Linked DNA regions of Homo sapiens: region 2 is linked to region 1. The links are chromatin loops, found by intact Hi-C in ENCODE. Cell type or tissue: chondrocyte. All regions are shown on one strand. Region 1 holds the start of LOC124906231 (a long non-coding RNA gene). Region 2 has its middle 18 kb from the start of EIF1B.

The links. A loop is a pair of places that touch in the nucleus more often than their neighbours do. Peaks named below come from ENCODE experiments on the same cell type or tissue, not always from the same donor. Only the 100,000 strongest peaks of a DNase experiment are listed, where the experiment ranks them.
Region 2: a loop joins it to region 1, with 4 times the contacts of the local background. A loop is called at or near these places in 9 of 110 quality-filtered maps.

What each region holds. Positions count from the first base shown.
Region 1 is chr3:42,095,552-42,103,551 of GRCh38, reverse strand. The region is part of intron 1 of TRAK1 (trafficking kinesin protein 1); the gene reads right to left. LOC124906231 (a long non-coding RNA gene) reads right to left here and starts at 141. Exons shown (of 2, transcript XR_007095889.1): 1 at 1-141. RefSeq lists an enhancer at 4,614-5,436. In chondrocyte, CTCF peaks have their summits at 3,331, 3,573 (motif pointing right) and 5,769; a DNase peak (open chromatin) is centred at 4,324.
Region 2 is chr3:40,324,056-40,332,055 of GRCh38, reverse strand. No RefSeq gene overlaps it. Among named protein-coding and RNA genes, the nearest start is that of EIF1B, 18 kb to the right of the region's middle. In chondrocyte, a CTCF peak has its summit at 4,261 (motif pointing left); no DNase peak of the experiment used is centred here.

The DNA.
Region 1 (8,000 bases):
CTCCAAGGTTAGGGGCAAGCCTGTCGGAATCAAGAACAATGACAGTAGAAATCTTTGAAAGCGTATTAAGAACGCATGGCCAGGCATAGTGGCTCATGCCTGTAATCCCAGCACTTTGGGAGACTGAGGCAAGCAGATCACTTGAGGTCAGCAGTTTGAGACCAGCCTGGCCAACCCAGCAAAACCCTGTCTCTACTAAGAAAAAAAAATACAAAAATTAGCTGAGTGTGGTGGCACACGCCTGTAATCCCAGCTACTCAGGAGGCTGAGGCAGGAGAATCTCTTGAACCTGGGAGGCAGAGATTGCAGTGAGCCAAGATCACGCCACCGCACTTCAGCCTGGGGGACAGAGGGAGACTTCATCTCAAAAGAAAAAAAAGAATGCAGCCACACTGTGGGAGATGCGAGGAGACTGAGGGATGATTGCTAAAGGGAAAGGAGCTTTTCGGGGGGTGAATGAAAATGTTCTGAAATTGAACAGATTCACCAACTGAACTGGTGATAATTGCACAACCCCACGAACATACTAAAAACCACTAAATTATACACTTTATATGGATGAACTGTATGAAGCATGAATTATATCTCAATGAAGCTGTTACAAGAAAAAACGTAACCACAAGAAATGTGAAAGTAAGTCCTGCTGAGCACACGTACTGATAGAGGCAGGAAGCAGAGAACTCTTCCTAGGCAGACAGGGGAGGGTCCCTGGAGAACTTTCGAGCTGCCAAGGTCATTGTGCACAGGAGGCTTGCCTAAACATGCCAGCAGTGAAAAATTCAGTCCCTTAACACATGCGCAGTAAGGGAAATAAATCAATGTGGAATGGCTCAGACTAGGGGCCCGCATGCACACTGGAAGGTCAGGGTAGAGCCGCCAGAAACTCACACCTTATACAAATAGGGAACACAGCCCCATCAGCAGACAGAGAAGCCCTTGTATTCAACTGTGAAGGGAGAACCAGCAACCTGCTTTCAGGACGCCTCTCTCTGAGTGTCCGTGTGCCTACTTCTCCCTGGTCATGAGACAAGAACCTTGACCTTGCTGGGCTAATGAGCAAAACATCCAGCATCAGTACCATACCCTTAACACATCAGCAAATCTCTGGAAAACAGAAGATATCACAAAAGATAACTCTGAATCCATGAGAAAGATTAAATTGCCTTCCACATCAACTGTTTGGAAAACCCAAGGTAAAAGAAGCTTCTAATACCTTTAACAGACATTTCTTCTGAAGATAGGGTAAGGTAGGTAAAATGAGATTTTGGCTGGGCGCGGTGGCTTACGCCTATAATCCCAGCACCCTGGGAGGCCAAGGCAGGCGGATCACTGGAGGTCAGGAGTTCGAGACCAGCCTGGCCAACATGGCAAAACCCCGTCTCTACTAAAAATACAAAAATTAGCCAGGCATGGTGGTGTGCGCCTGTAATCCCAGCTACTCGGGAGGGTGAGGCAGGAGAATCGCTTGAACCTGGGAGGCGGAAGTTGCAGTGAGCTGAGATGGCATCACTACACTCCAGCCTAGGTGATAGAGTGAGACTCCATCTCAAAAAATAAATAAATAAGTACGTGATATTTCATACTTAAGAACAATAAGCTTTGGTTGCCGGGATTTTCAATGACCTGAAACGACTGTTTACAGCTTAATAACGCGGAGTAAATAGGTGGAGGATTGCTGGACTCACCAACAGCTCTTTGAATACTATTTGGCTTCCCAACTAAAAAGAGGTGGTTCTCTCTTAAGTTGGTGTCATGACAGAGGTCATTCCTTGAAGGTCTAGGCCAGGAGTCTGCAAACTATGGCTTAAGGGGAAACCCAGCCCTCTGTTATTTTCATAAAGAAAAGTGTTTCCCAAACACAGCCACACCCATTCCTCTAGGGAATGTCTATGGCTGCTTCATGTGCTGCAACAGCAGAGACAAGCAGTTGAGACAGAGACCTTCTGACCTGCAAACCTAAAAGATTTACTCTCTGGCCCTTTACAGGAGTTTGCCAACTCCTGCTCTAGGCCGTAAGAGTCATGTCCTTCCCCTCCTCAAGCAGGGCTAATAGAAGAAGCCAATAATTCAGAGGTGACTGGCACCACGAGGCTTTCCTGAAAGCAACTAATGTACCTCGGCCATTCAGTGCCACTCCTGTCACCTAAGAATATTCTAAACTCTAAGCTGTTCACTTTGTCCACAATTCTTCCTGCATCCTTCCTGAATCACTCTTGCTATGGTTCACTATTTGCCCAATATGGGCAAAATATTTCACAACTCTGTGACTTCAGGCTGGGCCACATGATTCGCTGTGGCCGGCATAACTCCATGTCCAGTGGGAGGCTCTAAGCATGCCTGTGTGGCGTGGTTGGGTCTGTCCTCTTGAGCTCTTGTCCTCTGCCCAGAGGAGAACATGTCCTTAGGTAGGTCCCAACTTTGTGGCCCAAATCCCCAAATAAGAGACAAACAAAGCCAATCCTCAGATGACCCATGTCTGTGAGCAAGAAATAAATGTTGTAGGAACCACTAGGATTTGGAGGCTGTTAGCACTCCTACAGCAACACTTGACTAACACACAGCTAATTTAAAGTCCTGTAAAGTTGGCCAGGCGTGGTGGCTCACGCCTGTAATCCCAGCACTTTGGGAGGCTGAGGCGGGTGGATCACCTGAGGTCAGGAGTTCGAGACAGCCTGGCCAATATGGTGAAACCCTGTCTCTACTAAATATACAAAAAAATTAGCCAGGTGTGGTGGCAGGTGCCTGTAATCCCAGCTACTGGGGAGGCTGAGGCAGGAGAATCACTTGAACCCAGTAGACAGAGGTTGCAGTGAACCGAGACTGTGCCATTGCACTCCAGCCTGGGCAACAAGAACAAAACTCTGTCTCAAAATAAATAAATAAAGTCTTGTAAAGTACAATCACTGACAGCTCGAATAAAGTTCACTACATGGGAATGAAATTACACCCCCATCAGAATCTCCTTACATGAGTCTACACAAGAAAAACATGGCCACACTTGGCTATAATGACACCGTCCCTTACAAAAACTACTTCTGGAATTAGTTCCAGTAAACAGAGTGGATGGGAAGAGAATAAAGGTAGATGGAACAAGGCAGGAGAAAAGATGAGATGGGAGAAGATTTCTTTTCTTCTACACAACTAAGTTACCTGCCTCACCTGTCACCATTTTTTTATTTAAGAAAGACAAGGTCTCTTGCTCTGTCATCCAGGCTGGAGTGCAGTGGCACAATCATGGCGCACTGTGGCCTCTACACCCTGGGCTCAAGTGATCCTCCCACCTCAGCCTCCCAAGTAGCTGGGACTACAGGGCATGCACCACCACACTGGCTAAGCTTTGTATTTTTTGTAGAGATGGGAGTCTCACTATGTTGCCTTCATAGTGGCTGGCTTCAAATTCCTTGGCTGAAGCGATTCTCCTGCCTCGGCCTCCCAAAGTGCTGGAATTACAGGTGTGAGCCACTGGTCCTAACCCTGGCAGTCTCTGCCTACGATTAACTCCCCTTTCCTTCAATCCATTCCAAAAGTTGCAAAAACCTGTCTCCTGTTGCTAGTGCATCTCTGGCCCACTAGATGGTGCTGCATCCTCACCTGGACAGGCCCATTCTTTACCACACATCCCAGGCAGCCTGAATTCAAATTAAAGGCAAAGGAAGAGACACTGGGCACAGAAAACTTCCAGGCCCTGTCACAAAGTCAGCTTTGCCCCTTCTCATTTCTACTCACATAAATAGGGAGAAACAACAGTTAAAATAGCACTGGGCAATGAGTTCAAACCTGAAGGTATGACAACCTGAATGGTCTACGGTCAGGATTTTTCAAAGCTGAACAAAAGAGCATAATTATATTTATGAGATAAGCTGAAACCGAACATGTTGGTTTGGGAAAGTGAACAGAATTCCTACTAAGAGAAGAACGTCAGAGCCCCTCAGCATGACTCTCCCTCTCTGCGTGGCTGGGGTTTGAAGGAGGGGCCCCTGCCCACAGGCTTAGCTCACCATCGTCTTTCCAACCATTTCCATCTCTCCCACTAAGAAGGTTCAGTTCGTACCACGCAAACGTTCCATCATCTAGGTCAAAATCAAACTAGGGTTTAAACCTCCTGGAAGGTCAAGATTAGGGTCTTGCTCTGAGCTGCCGCACTCAGGTCTGGAGTTGGTGCCAGCATCCTCTGGCTCCTTGGGCCACCTCCCCCTCTCATTTCCTCCCATTTGCCTTTAAAAATCCTTGCTCGCTTGAGACTCAGGCCATCCAGCTGGGTTACCCCCGCCTATGCCCACTCGTCCACCCATCAGCAACTCCGCCCCGGTAGAGGTTGGCGGCCGTCCTCTCCACCGAGTGCAGCCACTCATCCAGGCTGCCACTGCCACCCCTACACCTGACACCACCTGACTCCCCAGCTCTCAAGTCTGGGACCTCCACGGCCCTCCTATCACATGCCACTTCTGCCAGCCACACCCGGGCCACCTCTGAAATCTGGAATTTAGATACCCCCTCCCTGACTGCAACCCCCTTCCCCCACAGCTCTCCCTCAGTTATCCCCGCTATTCCATGGAGACCCCCAGCCCCTCAATTCCTCTGCATGGCCTCTACCGCCCACTTCCTGTCCAGCTGGAATCCCCCAGCCCTTTGGCTCCAGCAACGCTGGTGCCTAAGGCTCGGCCTCCCTCACTCTCGTGGGACTTTCACGGCACCCATACAGCAAAACCCAATTCTGGATGAAACCACCTGTCCATCTTGCTCTCCCTGCAACTGGGCTCCAAGGGGTACACTGTGGACTCCCATGCTCAAAAGGCCCACCCTGCTAGGCGCTCCTTCTTTTCCAACACCATGATAGAAGGTAGCAGAGTAGGAAGTGAGCCTGGACCAGATAAGGCCTCAAAAGGGCAGTAAATTTGTAAATTAGGGCAAAACCACCTTCTAGGCAGCTTCCAGTCACCCCAAAGGGTGAGCTGGCTGGAGCTCTCTGTTCTCTTTCTCCCTCCCTCTCTCCCGCAGGTCAGGTTCCCTCCACAGAACTCACGGTCTTCAGCCTTCCTGCTTCACGTTATTGATATCCTCACCTCTTCCTTCCCATTTAACTCCAGCTAATAATTCAAAAGACTTACTGCACACTCACAACCTGCAGACTCAACTGGGAAAGGGTCAGTTGACCACAGGCCCAACCTCCCTTCCTCCATGTGCTGGAAAAGCACAAAAGAACATTAACCCAGTACGACCCGTGAAGTGCCTGCTGCCTGTACTTAAGAAGCTCTACTGAATGCTGCAAAGCTTCTAAAGGCGTCACCAACCTAGATCCACCTCAGCTGTATAATTATTAAAAAGAAAAAAAAAGAAAGCCATTGTTTCTTCAAGGAAGAGGAGGTGGAGAGAAGCAGAGAAAGGAGGGGAGTGGGGATGGAGGAAGAGAAGAAAGGAGACAGCAAGGGGAAGGACAGATATCAGGGTGAGGAGGAGGGGAGGGGAGAGGAAACAGACAGAAAGTGGGTAAGGAGAGATGGAGGAGAGAAGAGGGTGAGAAGAAAAAAAATGAAACGAAGGGAGGAAAGGAAAACTTAAAGGTCCTCCAAGATACTCCTCCGGAAATAGAAACATCACTGGACCCTGGTGTTCACATAGTTGTCAGTATCACAGCAGTTTACAAGGTGAGACCTCCACAACCCTTCCCAGAGCACACTCTGATGGACCAACCTATCAGTATGTGTTTGGTCTGTTTTCTAAGGCAGATGTCTGGGAAATTTAAAAACTCAAATCATAAACTGTGTGGTGAGTCCTTGATATAAAGTTCAGGTACGCCCAGCAGGTGCCGCATGGTATTCAAAATCCAGAATTCGAAATCCAAGCCTACCAGGCAGTGATGTGCTACATGAGGGATGGAAAGGAAAGTATAAAAATAGGATATAAATAGTAATTAGAATTTTGGAGGCAATCACTCCATGAGCTAAAAGTAGAAACTGTTAAGCATTTATCTCAGATCACAGAAAAGACAATAAAAATTCCTCCAGGAAATACCGAAAATGCTCAGCCTCTACACACTGAGGAACGTAAATCAAGATCAGGGGCTGCTGCCGTTTATACACCTCAGCTGGCAAAGAGCAAATGTGCTCATACCAGGGGTGCAGACAGTGAGCGCCCACACACTTCTCCCACATCGTCTGAACACACACCATATACAACCTCTATGACTCACTCCATCAAATTACAGTCCCCAGCCTAGGAATTCACACAAGTACATTCATTACTTATTTGTTTAAATATGTGGGAACATGGCTATCCCCAACCCAGTGGTATTTGCAGAATACTGGAAACAATCTACTTGTCTTACAATAGGGAATTAATTAAATCAATCGTGGGATTTATAGACAATGAAAAATAGGCAGCCAGCAAAAAGAATATGATGGATGTATGCTAAGTGGAAAGGTCTCCAATATAGATTACTGAGGAGAAAAGGCAACAATATGTTTAGTATATGTTCCCGTGTGTAGAAAGCTTTCAAAGCAGGGGAGGGGACATACATACCATACAAACGCATGCACAGAACATTTTTGGAAAGATAAGCAACAGTCATTCCCTTGGGAGGAAAGGCAGAGGTCTGGGAATAAGATGAAGGTGGAAAACCTCAAAGTGTATTCTTTAAACTGTATGCATTTTTCTTGTTGCACACTGTTTAAGCCAATGCTTCTAAGAGTGAGTAGGAATGGTGCTTGAGGCACCATTTAAAATGCAAGAACTGAAAACAACTTACAGCACCCATCAATGGGGGCTGCTGCAGTGGTTCTGTCTTGGACCCTTGAGTAGCCAGCATGCTTCACTGCCTTTGTGGCTGCCCCCTTCACAGCAATTCTACCTGCAGGGGCAGGGCCTAATTGCTCATTATGTGTTCTAATGAGGCCACGTCCCCTCAGCGACATTTGAAATACAAGCTATGTCATTTTTCTTTAGTTTCTCCTTTATAGTACGGTAAGGCATTATACTGATTCTTTTAAAATTATGTGTTTGGCCATGCGCGGTGGCTCACGCCTGTAATCCCAGCACTTTGGGAGGTCGAGGCGGGCAGATCACTTGAGGACACGAGTTCGAGACCAGCCTGGCCAACATGGCGAATCCCCATCTCTACTAAAAACACAAAAAACTAGCCGAGTGTAGTGGCACACATCTATAGTCCCAGCTACTCAGGAGGCTGAGGCAGGAGAATCACTTGAACCCGGGAGGCAGAGGTTGCAGTGAGCTGAGATCACACTACTACACTCCAGCCTGAGCAACAGAGCAAGACTCCATCTCAAAAAAAGATAGAAATAAAATAAATAAAATTATGTTTTTAAGAGGATTCGTTATCTATGAATTTCATTTAAGGGTAACAAAAAAATGAATTACAAAATGCTTCTTCTAAAAAGAAATATTAGGTATTCCAGGACTGAGAGCTGCTGAGTTTTCCTAGCCTGTTCAGGCTGCTAGAGCAAAATACCATAAACTGGTGGCTTGTCAACAACAAACATTTATTTCTCCCAGCTTTGGGGACTGACAAGTCCAAGATAAAGGCACCACCAAATGTCTGGTAAGGGCTTGGTTCCTGGTTCACGGATGGCACCTTCTCACTCTGTCCTCACAGGGTAGAACAGGCTAGCTAGCTCTCCAAAACCTCTTTTATAAGGCCACTAATCCACTCATCAGGGCTCTGCCCCTGTGACCTAACCACCTCCCAGAGGCTCCACCACCTGATACCATTGCACTGCTGATTAGGTTTCAACATACTCATTTTGGGGAGACAAATATTCAGACCACAGCCTGGTTTAATTAAATGACTGATGATGATGATGATGATGATGATGATGACGATGATAAAGCCAAACAATGGGATATCATGTCGCTATTTTAAAGAATAAGGTAATAGTATGTGAATTCATTTTAAGTAATATGGTTAATCATCTTACAATGCAGATCAAGGAATAGGATATGGTCCCATCTGTGTTTTTTAGAAAATGAATATGTGCATAAAAACT
Region 2 (8,000 bases), 1.8 Mb after region 1:
GCCAAATTGTTATCTTAAAACTACTGAAATCTTTCCATGGTTCCTAACACCCATCTCTGATTATTTCCCTAGCATAGGTGCCTGAATGTGAAAAGATATGAACATTTTAAGGAGCTTGACATAAAATTTCATTTGCATGAAATTCATTCAAATTCATTCAAATGTCATTTCAGAAAGTCATACCAATTCACATTTTCTCCAAAGAGATGTGCGTTTCCACTGTACAGTGGCTTCACCAACAATGGATGCCACCATTTAAAATAATTTTATTTATTGTTTTTCTCTATCTACAAAAGTAATAATGATGTTCTTTATAAAAGTTTTAATGTTGACAGAAATATACAACTGAGAAAATGAAAGCCCTCCCATTCCTCCTATTCCCTTGGGTAACAAATGCAGAGTGGCTTCTCCTAGGTTCATCATCAAATCGGGCACCATAACTTCCAGGCTCCTCCTCCTGGGTCCCTTAAGCAGCCATTTGGGAAAGACCAGGTGCAAAAAGGTTCTTGGGCATAGACCTGACTTTCATGGGTGTCAATGAGCGTTTTGCTCCCAACTATCCAGAGATAACCCCCATAAACCGTTAGATGAATATTTATTTATGCAGATATCTTCTGCGTTTATGTTATGATGGAATTTTGGGGCTTTGTTTTTTAACCAAAATGATGTCACACCAGATATACTTCTTCAAAACTAGCGTTTTTAGTGTTCCATATGGATTTCTTCTGGGCCCTCTTTATACATTCCTAAAGAAACTCATTCATTCATGGCTTTAAAAATATTCTATGGGCTGATACCTCCTGAATTTATGTCTTCTCTGAGCTCCAGACTTACAAATCCAACTAGTTGCTTGACATCTCTGATTGGATGTCTCTTAGGCATTTAAAACTTAACATGTTCAGGGTAGGTGTGATGTCTCACACCTGTAATCCCAGCACTTTGGGAGGTTGAGGTGGGAGGAACATTTGAGCCCAGGATTTTAAGACCAGTTGGGCAACATAGTGAGACCCTGTCTCTATTAAAAAAAAAAAAATTCAACATGTTCAAAATGGAATTCTTGTTTCCACTCCTCAATCCTGTCTTTCTACCCCAGCCTCCCTCATTTTAATAATGTCACTCCCAGCCACCCAATTTCCAAAGATAAAATCCTGGAAGTCATCTTTTCCTTGCCACTTATGGCCAACACAACAGCAAGTCCTGTTAATTCTATCTCCAAGCGAGTCTCTTGTCCACCCACTTCTCTGCCTCTTTACCACCATCATTCCACGTGTAGTAGCCTCTCATTGGCCTTTTCGCCTCTGCTCTTGCTTTCTGTACGTTCCTCTCTCTGACTAACAGCCATAATCAGCTTCTTAGAATAAATCCAATTGTTCTGCTCCCATGCTTGGAACTCATCAATGCCCTCAGATAGCATTCATGCATCTTGCCATGGTCTGTGAGGCCCTGTCTAATTGGCTTGCTTCTCAGCTTCACTCCTCTCATGCCAACCTATGTCCCCATCCTGTGCTCCAATCACTCAGGTCCACTGCTTTCTCACGGGAAGACTTTGCGTTTGCCAAGCCCTCCTTCTGAAGCTTGCCACCTCCCACTCTTTGCCTGCCTAAATCCTTTTCAGTTCTCATTGATTTAACCATTCTCCTGTTGTTTCAAAATTTTCAGTGTTATAAACAATAGTGCATTGAACATCTGAATGCATTCAATTTTGTCCCACGGCTTGATTGTTTACTTGTCATAAATTCCCAGAAGTGAATTGCTAGAGGGAAGGGAATTCTTATGTTAAATTTTGGTGTGCACAACATTGTAATGTCTTCGTGATCCTGCTGATTTTCCTCCCTATATTCATCCTCCCAGGAGAAGCAGACCCCAGATGAGGGTTTCAGTGCATGTGGTTTCCCCTGTTGCCAAGCAGGAAGCCCCACTCCCTGCCTTCCAGGAGTGCAGATACCCCTTGGATGGAAGCCTGGAGGCCCCTCCAGGCCTGCCTGCAGCCCTCTGAGTCAAGGGCTTTGTAGGGGTCTGTTTGGTGACTGGTCTTCCCCACTTTCTCCTACTTCCATCTTTCACTAGAGTGTTGGAGCTGTCTTTCTAGGCTGCCTTTGGCCCCATCCTTATGATAGATAACAGAAAAATGCTGCTGTTTCAGACAGATACAGGGTACCTTTTTCTAGTTTCCAGAATGAAGGCAGGTTTTTCCATATTTTTATATTCTGTAGGCTAGTGTTTCAAACATGCCTGATCTCACGAATCCTTCTGAGCACTTGTTAGAAATGTAAGCCCCTCTCCTCCACAGAGATTCGAGTTCAGGATCTGGGAGATGACAGGTCTTAAGAGTTTGTGTTTTTCACAGTGTCCTGGTAATTTTAATGATCAAGGAAGTTTAGAAAATGATTCCATAGGTCATTTCCATGAGGCACTAGAAGTAGCTCCAGGTGTTCAACTCCAGTATTCACATTGCCATTTTATGCGTAAGTCTCACATTTCCTAAAAAGCATAACCAAGCACTTTCTATGGCAAGGCATTGAATTTGATGCCATACACATCATCTCATTTTGTGCCGAGAATAGTCATTCTGATCCGAGGCACAATTATCCTTAAGTTGCTGCTGAGAAAACTGAGGCTGTGAGAGACTGGCTGGCTTTGGCTTGATCAGGCCATAAAGCTGGAAAGTGGTAGAGCCCGAATCTGAATCCAGGGCTTCTGATTCTGAGTCCTGGCATGGCAGGCCAGGTCTCACTAACAGCTGAACAGGCAAGCCTCCATGACAACTGTTGCGGCACTGACTGAGTGGTTAGGTTAAATATTAAAAGCTAATAGAGCCAGTCTCCTTATGCAAAGGCTGGAATGTAACAAAGCCCACCAAGAGTTTTGCCTAGGCCTTTCCTGGGCCTTGAAGCCTGACACGATAACGAAGGAATTCTTAACAGGACCCATGTAGGATTAAACAAGTTTTATTGGGGGTCTGAAGAAACTCCCCAGACCTCCACAAACAAGTTTTACTGGGCAGGGGGGTGGGGAGGATGGTCTAAAGGAACTCCTCAAACCTCCATGATTTAGCAGGAGACGAGATAAGGGTAATCACTCCGGCACCTGGAGCCATCTAGATTAAGTAAATTTACTGAGGCTCCAGAGAAAGGTCTTCAAAACTCAGACCTTAGTTATATTAGGAGAAGTTAACCACTTATGTCTTTAGATGAATGCACTTACACATAGACATATAGCTTAGAAGGTATATAAACAATGGAAAGCTTTGTAATTTTAAGTTGGTCTGCCTACCCGGTTACAGAAATAAATTCTCTTCTCTCCCAGTTCATCTGCATCTCATTACTGGGCCTTGAGAATAAGCAGCCCGACCCTGGGTTTGATCCGGTAACACTGGGGCATCTCTGAATCAACCACATTGATGCCTGTCATTATGCCACTCTGCACTGCCACGAACCTCTACTCCTCAGAATGTGGCCTGCAAACCCAGATGGCCGGTATCCCCTGGGAGCTTGTTAAAAATGCAGAGCCTTGGGCCACTCCAGGCCTCCTGAGTTGGAATCTGCATTTTAATAAACTTGCCTGGTGACTCTCATTCATATTAAAGAATAAGAAGCCCTCAGGAGGCTGCAGAGGGATTGGAGATCAGGTCACTTGAGAGAGAGAAGGGGAATGAGTGTGTGTGTGGGGGGGGGGCGGGTGTGTGTGTGTGTGTGTGTATACTTGTGAACACAGGCCAGGCATATGTGTAGTTTGGAAAGGTCTAACAGCTCAGAGGCACCATGTCTTCCCTCAGATAACATCACTTCCACATCCTGTTTGTTGGAAAATTGTTCCCAACTAAAGGCTAAGATTTTTAACTCTTGAAATTGAGTTATGTGCGGACTGCTCATTTGTGATCCAAAACGTCAGCTGAGAGACTGCACCAAGAGAAACCTCTCCAGGGAATGGCTGAGTAGCTTTCGCAAACATAGGGACACAGGAAAGCAAGTGCTTCTTCCTTCTGGGAGGTTTCTAGACTTCTGGAATGAGAGGTCCCCTGAGGGTGCATTGCCAGACATTTCTCTGCATCTTTAAAACCAGAGTTTTTATTTGTTATGTTTTTTTCTTGAGTGCCTAGAGGATCTAAGAGTTTAGCCAGTATCATATAACCTCTCAACTCTTCTGATGTTGGACCTTTTCTCTGAAACAAACTCAAAGACAAGCAAGCAAATTAGATGACTACAGCATACAAAACATAAAGGCTGGACCTAAATGGGTCAATAGCACCATCTCTTGGCCATGTGTGAGTACTGCATCTACCAGTTTTCAACTAGTGAAAGTACAAAACACACCTGTGGATTTGCGGTTAACTAAAGCAGAGTAAAAATATCCCTGCCACACTGTGAGGCATAGAAACACCCAAGATAATGAGAAAGTGGAAAGTTAATGCTGTCTTCAAGGAAATCAGTTAACACCTAATTATATCCACATGTAATATTTGAATTAGTTTTGCCACAAGTAGTGAAAACGAACAAGGTTGAGGAGGATGCCAACAGCACTGCGTATTTCTGAAGGCTTTGAGCAGGGCGATAGACCACAGAGCTCCCCAAGGAGTGGAGGACACCTTATTAAACAGGCATTAGAAAATGGTTGTATGTAGGCCGGACGCGGTGGCTCACGCCTGTAATCCCAGCACTTTGGGAGGCCGAGGCGGGCGGATCATGAGGTCAGGAGATCGAGACCGTCCTGGCTAACACGGTGAAACCCTGTCTCTACTAAAAATACAAAAAATTAGCCGGGCGTGGTGGCGGGCGCCTGTAGTCCCAGCTACTCGGGAAGCAGAGGCAGGAAAATGGCGTGAACCCGGCAGGCGGAGCTTGCAGTGAGCTGAGATCGCTCCACTGCACTCCAGCCTGAGCGACAGAGCGGGACTCCGTCTAAAAAAAAAGAAAGAAAGAAAGAAAAGAAAATGTTTGCACGTGAATGTTAACAAAAATACTAAATATCAAAATCTGCAGGCTGCGCAAGGGAAATTTACATCCTTACGTGCTTACATTCGAAAAGAAGTTAAAAGTTAATGGGCTAAGCAACTAAATTGAGAAGTTACAAAAAGAATATGCAAAGAAAGTAGGAGGAAGAAAACTCATAAGGGAAGAAACTAATAAAACAGAAAATAAGCATGTAATAGGAAGAATCACTAAAGCTAGAGGTTGGTTTTTTGAAAAGATGAAAGAATAAAAACTGATAAGCCTCTGGCAACACTGATCAAGAAAAAAAAAAAGAGAAAAGTTGCCAAAAAAAAAAAAATGGAGCTATAACTACAAAGGGTTAGTCCCAGGGTTCCACAGCTCTGCTTGTAAAAAGACGATTGAAATTCCACATTAGATCTCACCCTTTCACATTTTCATATCCTTTCCTCTTTGATTTCCATAAAGATAGCATGACCAATGTTTTCTCCCTTGATATGTAATAATGAAAAGCTAACATTTGTTAAATGCATATTATGTGCAAAGCACTATGCAATAAAATCCCCACAATGAGTCCCTGAGGCTATCATCATCATCTCCACTTTATAGGTATGGAAACAGAGGCTTGGGAGATATATCTCCACTTTATATATATGGAAATGGAGGTATCTCTCAGTTTGTTAGAAATCAACAAACTGAGGCTTTTTGATTTCTAATATGGCACAGCTAGAAATCAACAGCACCAGGATTTTGACTGGGCAGTCAGGGCTTAGAGCGTCTCCTGGTCACAGGAGCTGACAGCAGAGCCAGGACAGAATCTAGGCCTTTTAGCAAAAAGTCCTCATGACACCAACACTGCCTGTGTCAAAAAGGCAATTCTGAATGATGTTTTATTTTTTTCTCTCCCTCTCTAAATTGAACAAGGATGTGTGTTGCAACTCTGGAATCCATGGAGGCAATTTCGGTCCTCGGACACAGGTACTAACATGGCCCTGACCACCTGGGGAAAATATCCAAGGACCTTAAGGCCAAGTGGCCTCTAACTCAGGTCTCTCTCTGGCATGCTTTGGAAATGTCTCTCTAAATAGGCTTTTATCCACTGTTACTGGGCTAACCTACTTTTAGGGGCTTCAGGTTAAAACCTGAGGCCAACTGTGGTGCTGCAAATACTATTTTAATTGGAATGAGCTGCTTAATCAAAAGTTCTTGGTTCAGTGTGTGGTTCCTTCAAGTGCCATGATTCCTGTGTCACATTAAATCCAGGGTCAGAAAACTGTGGATCTCAGACTAAATTCTGTCCTACCTATTGTTTTCATGTGGTCCAAAAAGTATAGTTAACTATAGTTAAGAAAGGAATTATCCCCCATTTAAAAATGGTTAGTGAAAAAAAATCAAAAGGTGAATAGTATTTTGTGACATCTGAAAATTATATAAAATTGCAATTTTAGTGTCTATAAATAAAGTTTTATTGGAACACAGCCACATTCATTCATTTATATACTCTATGGCAGTTTCTTGCTTCAATGGCAGAGTTGAGTATTTGCAGCAGAGATCATACAACCTGTGAGCCTAAAATATTTACTATTAATATTTACAGAAAAAGTTTGTGTTAAAGTATCATTACAGAACTTTATTTTATTTTATTTTTTCCTATTCAACTTTTATTTTGGATTCAGGGGGTACAAGTGCAGGTTTGTGACCTGGGTATACTGTGTGATGCTGAAGTTTGGGGTACAAATAATTCTGTCACTCAGGTGCTGAGCACAGTACCCAACAGTTAGTTTTTTGACCCTTGCCCTTCTCCCTTCCTCCCTACTCTAGTAGTCCCCAGTGTCTATTGCTGCCATCGTTATGCCATGAGTACCTGATGTTTAGCTCCCACTTATAAGTGAGAACATGTGGTATTTGGTTTTCTGTTCCTGCTTTAATTTTCTTAGGATAATGGCCTCCAGCTGCATCCATGTTGTTGCAAAGGACATGATTTCATTCTTTTATATGGCTCCATAGTATTCCATGGTGTATATATGCCACATTTTCTTTATCCAATCCACTGTTGATGGGCACCTAGGTTGATTCCATGACTTTGCTATTGTGAATAGTGCTGCAGTGAACATGTGAGTGTATGTGTCTTTTCGGTAGAATGATTTGCTTGCTTTTGAATGAACATACAGTAATGGGATTGCTGAGTCAAATGGTAGTTCTGTTTTAAATCTCCAAACTGCTTTCCACAGTAGTTAAACTAATTTACATTCCCACCAACAGTATTATAAGTGTTCCCGTTTCTCCACAGCCTCACCAACATCTGCTGTTTTTTGACTTTTTAATAATGGCCATTGTGACTGCGGTGGGATGGTATCTCATTGTGGTTTTGATTTGCATTTCTCTTATGATTAGTGACGTTGAGCATTTTGTCATGTTTGTTGGCCACTTGTATGTCTTCTTTTGAAAAGTGTCTTCTCATGTCTTTTGCCCATTTTTTAATGCAGTTCTTTGTTGTTGTTGTTTTTTGCGTGTTTAATTATTTAAGTTTCTTATAGATTCTGGATATTAGACCTTTGCTGGGTGCATAGTTTGCAAATATTTTCTTCCATTCTGTAGGTTGTCTTGTCTGTTTACTCTGCTAACAGTTTCCTCTGCTGTGCAGAAGCTCTTTACCTCTCATTTGTCAATTTTTTTTGTTGTTGCAATTGCTTTTGAGGACTTTGTCATAAATTCTTTCCTAAGGCCCATGTCCAGCGTGGTATTTCCTAGGCTTTCTTCTAGGATTCTTATACTAATTTAGATTTAATAGAAACCCATAGCAAGAAAAACAAGAAAAAGAAAACATTTTCAAAATAAATGTTGTTTACGTTTACATATTTTTAAATTCTCTCTCTTTTCCTAGCAGAGGAAAACCCAATCATTGTGAGACTGCAAACACCCGGGGAGCTTACTTGGGTTTTATCGTGGAGCTGCTCTGCCCTCAGGCATTTGGGGAGAAGGACTCTGGCTCAGGCTGGGATTTTAGGAGCCAGGTTGAGTGACATAGTTGGGCTAGGTAGTTTATAGCGTTGGTATAAAGATGAGATTGGG